2 separate regions of the Homo sapiens genome follow, and region 2 is linked to region 1. Evidence: chromatin loops called from intact Hi-C (ENCODE). Cell type or tissue: thyroid gland. All regions are shown on one strand. Each heading gives the region's core, and the rest is flanking DNA. Links, peaks and the distances in the headings are about the cores only.

The links. A loop is a pair of places that touch in the nucleus more often than their neighbours do. Peaks named below come from ENCODE experiments on the same cell type or tissue, not always from the same donor. Only the 100,000 strongest peaks of a DNase experiment are listed, where the experiment ranks them.
Region 2: a loop joins it to region 1, with 3 times the contacts of the local background. A loop is called at or near these places in 4 of 110 quality-filtered maps.

Annotation. Positions count from the first base shown.
Region 1 is chr2:111,094,210-111,097,132 of GRCh38, forward strand. All of the region lies in intron 17 of ACOXL (acyl-CoA oxidase like), which reads left to right. Among named protein-coding and RNA genes, the nearest start is that of ACOXL-AS1, 20 kb to the right of the region's middle. In thyroid gland, for the core only: no CTCF peak of the experiment used is centred there; a DNase peak (open chromatin) is centred at 1,402.
Region 2 is chr2:110,823,718-110,826,640 of GRCh38, forward strand. The region is part of intron 9 of ACOXL (acyl-CoA oxidase like); the gene reads left to right. Among named protein-coding and RNA genes, the nearest start is that of ACOXL, 93 kb to the left of the region's middle. In thyroid gland, for the core only: no CTCF peak of the experiment used is centred there; no DNase peak of the experiment used is centred there.

The DNA of each region.
Region 1 (2,923 bases), core at 265-2,764:
TGGAGAACCTTGAAGAACATTTTTCCTTTTCAGGAAAACGGAGGTTACAGAGAAAAGTATATGTAATGATGCTACAGTAATGTATTTCTGTATAACAAATGACTCCAAACTTACGACTTAAAACAACCACCACTTATTATTTGTCTTGGTCCATTTTTTGCTGCTGTAACAGAATACCATAGACTGGGTAATTTATAAAGAAAAGACATGCATTGCTTACAGTTCTGGAAGATGGAAAGTCCAAGGTCAAGGGGCCCACGTCTGGCAAAAGCCTCCATGTAGCACCATCCCATGGAAGGGAAGAGCAAGAGAGGGTGAAAGCGAGAGAGAAGGAAGGGAGGGGTTGAACTTATCCTTTTATTAGGAAACACTCCTGAGATGACAGCATTAATCCATTCATGAGGGCAGAGCTGTCATGTCCTATTCACCTTCTAAAAGTCATACCTCTCATCACTGTTGCATTGGGGATTAAGTTTTCAACACATAAACTTTGGGGGATACATTCAAGCCACAGCATCATTTCTCATGATTTTGCATTCTAGACAGAGTTCAGCTATTAACAGACAGTGCTTCTGCTCAATGTGGTGTCTGCTGGGGCTAAGGGTTCACAAAGACTTCTTCATTCTTATGGCTGGCAGCTCAGCTAGGATGACAGGAACAGACGGGTAATTGTCTCCTTCCATGTAGCCTAGTTTGGGCCTATTCACAGTAGGGTAGTTTCAGGGTGGTCGAATGTTTTATTTGATGGCTTCCAGGAATGAGAAAGTAGAAGATGCCAGCCTTCATAAAGGACAGGCCCAGAACTAACAGTGTTACTTCCACTGAATTCTATCAGTCAGAGGAAGTCACAGTGCCAGCACAGATTCACAGCTGGAGGAGAGACTTTACCGCTTGATGTGAGGAGTAGCATGTACATGCTGGGAAGGAAAGAATTGATGGCAGCTATCTTTGAAGACTATTTCCCACAAAGAGAGTGCCCACTTTGGGAAGATGGAAGAATACTTTTTAATTAGAAAAAAAAAAAAAAACCTACATAAGGGAAGATTTTAAATCTGTGCCACCAGGTATTTCAGTGACACAGAATTAGATAAACAATATGCAATATATCAGAGGAATATTTAGTGAAGGAAATGAACTTTCATATAAAACATTGAAGTGCTTTTGTATTTATTTTTCTTTTTCTTTTTTTTTTTTTTTTTTGAGTTGGAGTCTTGCTCTGTCACCCAGGCTGGAGTGCCGTGTCATGATCTCAGCTCAGTGCCACCTCGGCCTCCCGGGCTCAAGTGATTCCTTGCCTCAGCTTCCTGAGTAGCTGGGATTATAGGCACCCGCCACCATGCCTGACTAATTTTTGTATTTTTAGTAGAGACAGGGTTTCGCCATGCTGTCCAGGCTGATCTCCAACTCCTGGACTCAAGTCATCCGCCAGCCTTGGCCTCCCAAAGTGCTGGGATTACAGGCGTGATCCACTGCACCCGGACTGCTTTTGTATTCTTACAGTGCCACATGCTTTCCACACTTCTCACTTATTGGATCCTCTTAACAGCCTGGGAAATAAGCAGGCAGGAGCCAGCCACTTTGGAACAAGCTTTATCTGTAGGGCTATAGGACATCTCAAAGCCTTCTTTGTCACATCTCTGAGCTGGCAACCCTGAGTACTCATCCCATTTGCTGGTGTCCCCAAAGGGGAGAGGATAGTAGAACTGGCACAAATCCTTCCTTTCCCACTGCCACCATACCTCTTTGCAGGGATCTCAAGGCTTTAGAGAAATGATTTGCAGCCATTCTTCACAAAAAATATCTGGGACCCTTGGTCAATTGAAAGTGCTAAATGAGAATGTGCTTGCAAAGAAGATTAGAGGAGGCTGGGCTGATTGGTATTACTAACAAGGGTCCAGGTGTTTTCACATGATAGCTCTCCACATTTACTGATTCTTTCTTCAGATGCATCTAACATTCTGGTTACCCCATCCTCCCAGTTTTTAATTCCAATTGTTAGAATTTTTATTTTTAAAATTATTATTATTATTATTATTATTATTATTGAGACAGAGTCTTGCTCTGTAGCCCAGGCTGGAGTGCAGTGGCCTGATCTTAGCTCACTTCAACCTCTGCCTCCCGGGTCCCCATTCAAGCCATTCTCCTGCCTCAGCCTCCCAAGTACCTGGGATTATAGGCACGTGCCACCACGCCTAGCTAATTTTTGTATTTTTAGTAGAGACGGGGTTTCACCATGTTGACCAGGCTGGTCTTGAACTCCTGACCTCGTGATCTGCCCCCCTCAGCCTCTCAAAGTGCTGGGATTACAGGCAAAAATTTGTTTTTATATCATGCATGTCACTTTTTCGTTTCCTGTTCCCCAAAGATATATTCAATATTGTATTTTATTTTTTATACGTTGAAACTTAGCTGTTTTATAGTCTGTAGCTAATAATTCCGATACCTTAAAATCTTTACAAGTCTATTTATTTTTGTGTCTTGTTTCTTCTGTGTGTCTGGTTGTCTTTTATTGTGTGTTGGTCATTTGTTTTGAGAAATAATGTGTAAGATGTACATGAAGTCCTAATCGAAGGTAATTTTCCTTTGAAAGGCCTCTGAAAACACTCTCAGTTTGACACCTACCTTAAACCAAATTCAAGGCTTGGGCTTTTCTGGAAGACTCAGATACTCACAATAAGGGTAGCAATGTTTTTACCCTCCCCCTGTGGATATAGCTCTTTGACATCCCAGCTTGTCACGGTGAGGATCTGCTGTCAAATTTCTTGCTTAGTGCTGACCCTGATTTTTTACTATTATTACCTCCTGTCACCTGCCTGACCACCATCAAGCTGTCAGTGAAAATTCAGATTTTCTGGAAATGGCAAACACCTTCAGGGAAAATGCAATTTTCTGACTTGTTTATTTCTCTGGGTTCCCATTTTCC
Region 2 (2,923 bases), core at 179-2,678, 270 kb before region 1:
GATGTTGAGCATCATTTCATGTGCATGTTTGCCCTCTGAATATATATTTTTGGCAAGTATCTGTTCAGATCTTTTTGCCCATTTTTATTTTCAGTTGAGTTGCTTGTTTTCTTATTGTTAGTTTTAAGAGTTATTTGTATGTTTTGGATATCAGTCCTTTGTTAGGTATGTGTTTTGCAGAGATTTTCTTCCAATCTCTGGCTTTTTATTGTCTTAACAGTGTCATAGGGCAGAAGTTTTTAATTTTAATAAAGTCTAATTTGTTTGTTTTTTCTTTCATGGATTGTGCTTTTGGTGCTATATCTAAAAATTCATCACAAACCCAAGGCCATATAGATTTTATCCTTTGTTTTATGGTTTTGCATTTTACATTTAGGTTCTTGACCAATTTAAGGGAATTTTGTTTAAGGTGTAAGGTCTGTGTCTATATACAAATATAGTCAACTCAGTTGATTATATTTATGTGGGGATATTTCTGAATTCTCTCTTCTGTTTCATTGACTTAGGTGTCTATTCTTTCTCCAATGCCTTGCTGTCTTGATTACTATCATCTTGAAATAATCTAATGTGAATCCTTCAACTTTGTCCTACTTCAATATTGTTTTGGCTTTTCTAGGTCTTTTGCATTTTTAAATAAATTTTAGAACCAGTTTGCCAATATCTAGAAAATAACTTGGTGGGAACTTGATTGGGATTCTGTTAGGGTCCCATAAAGTGACACCTTAACAACCTCGAATCCTCTAATTCATTGATATGGAATACCTTTTCATTTGTATCTTCTTTGATGTTCATTTTTAAGTCTCTTTTTCTCTCTCTTTTGGGTAATTTATATTAATGTCTTTTCAAGCTCACTGAATTTTTCCTTTTTCATTTCTATTTTGCTGTTATGCTTATTCAGTGAACTTTTATTTTCAGATACTGTATTTTTTCATTCTAAAATTTTTGCTTATTTCTTGTTTTTATCTTCCATTTCTCTGCTAAGATTCCCTATATTTTCATTAATTAGTGCATATTTTCCTTGACCTCATGGAGTATGGCAATAATATGTGCTTTAAAGCCCTTATCTAATAATTCCAACATCTGGATCATCTTTGGGTAGGCATTTACTGATTGTCTTTTATCTTGGGAATGGGTTACATTTTCCCGATTCTTTGTAAATGAGAAACTTTGGATTGTGTCTTGGACGTTATGATTGTTGTGTTTTGGAGACTCTGAATTACATAATACTCTTCTGAAGAAAGTTGATGGTTTGTTATAGCAGGCAATTAACCCAGACTCAAGGCCTGACCTTGACCTTTGTCTTTTGTGGGTTCAAGTCTCAGTTCAATTCTTTAAGCCTTTGCTACATTGCTTTGAGTTTGTCCCATGAATGCTAATTTAGTGGTCAGCCTGAGATTCATCCAGAGTTCATGCACAGAATTAGGGGATCTACTTCTTCTAACCTTTGTTCTCTTTGATTGCTCCTCACACTCCAGTGACCATGGTTGCCTTTGCTCAATTTTCCTGGTTCCTTCAAACAGAAAGACAACAGATTTTTTCACAGAGTTTTAGCCACTTATACTGAACTAGTTTTCAACTGTGTCCTGCTTTCAGGGCAAAAATCAGGAAATAACAATTAAAAAACCGGAAAGCTACCCTGTGCCACTCTCTACTTCAAATTTGGACTCCCCTCTATAATCTATCTGCTTGGTTCTACTCTCTAGAATCCTCAGTAGTCATTTTTCTTATTTTGCCCTGACTTTATCATTTTTATTCATGGGAGGGTTGGTCTGCAGGGGGCTCACACTGCCACACCAGAAGTGGACGTCCTCCGGCTTTTTTCACTGAACACTGTTTCTTGGAGATTTTTTTCCAAATTAGCATGTAGACAACATCCTTAATTTTTTCCCATGAATCAAACAGGGGATTTCAATATCCTTAATCTTTTTAATAGTACATAGTAGTCCACTATAAGCAGACCCCTCCTGGTGAGCATTTATGCCGTTTGCAAGGTTTTTTGTTTTAGAGACAGGCTGCATCAAATGTCCTTGTACCCCATGCAATGCTTTGAGGCCTTAGTGGATAAATGTCTTGGGCCCCCAGCCACAGTGGAGATTTTTCTTGGAATCCTGAAAAATATTCATTTATTTGGGAGTAGCATGGTTTCTTTGTCCTTCTGGTTGACTAGAGGCCTGGACCATGTTTCTGAGCACATCAGCAGGAGGAAGGTGTGGAGGAGAGAAAGATAATGAGGGGTGCTGAGTATTCAGAAGTCTCAGTGATTGCACCAGAGTGATCAGCTGAGAGGAGCTAGGCAAGTCTGATACAAAAGGACAGTGACAGCCACAACAACCCCCATCAAATTTCAGTGGCTTTATTTAATTGCCTGTTTCCAAATTAATTTTCTATCAGCAAATAATAAAAGGCCACTTTGGATAAAAATATAGCACATTAAAGGAAAGCTTCATCTTTTTGCTGCCCTCTCCTATAATTCCTCTTTTGCAAATAACTTTTCAGAATCATCACTGAGCGCCCCTTGTTCACACACCTTCGGCATCTCCCTATTGTCTCTAGGGTTAAAAGTTCCCAATATTTAATATTGTACTCAAGGCCTGCAAGATGCCAATCCCAAATATCCCCAGGTATTCAGTCACCTTCTAGCTGTGTGACCTTAGGCAAGATAGCATGTTCTCTGAACCTTTGTCACTCCATCCACAAAATGGGAAGAGTCATGCTTCCTTCTCAGAGTTGATGGGCTTAGGTACAGCACTTGGCACCATGTTTGACGTGTAGAAAGTGTCCAGTGGTTGCCACCCATAGGTGTGTTATTGCCCAGACCTCTTGCCTGACCCAGATTCTAATCTGAACCTTGTATTTCAGATGCATTAAATGGCCTGTTTCCACATACAGAGAAGCACACTTTGTTGTTGGTGGCCATTGATTC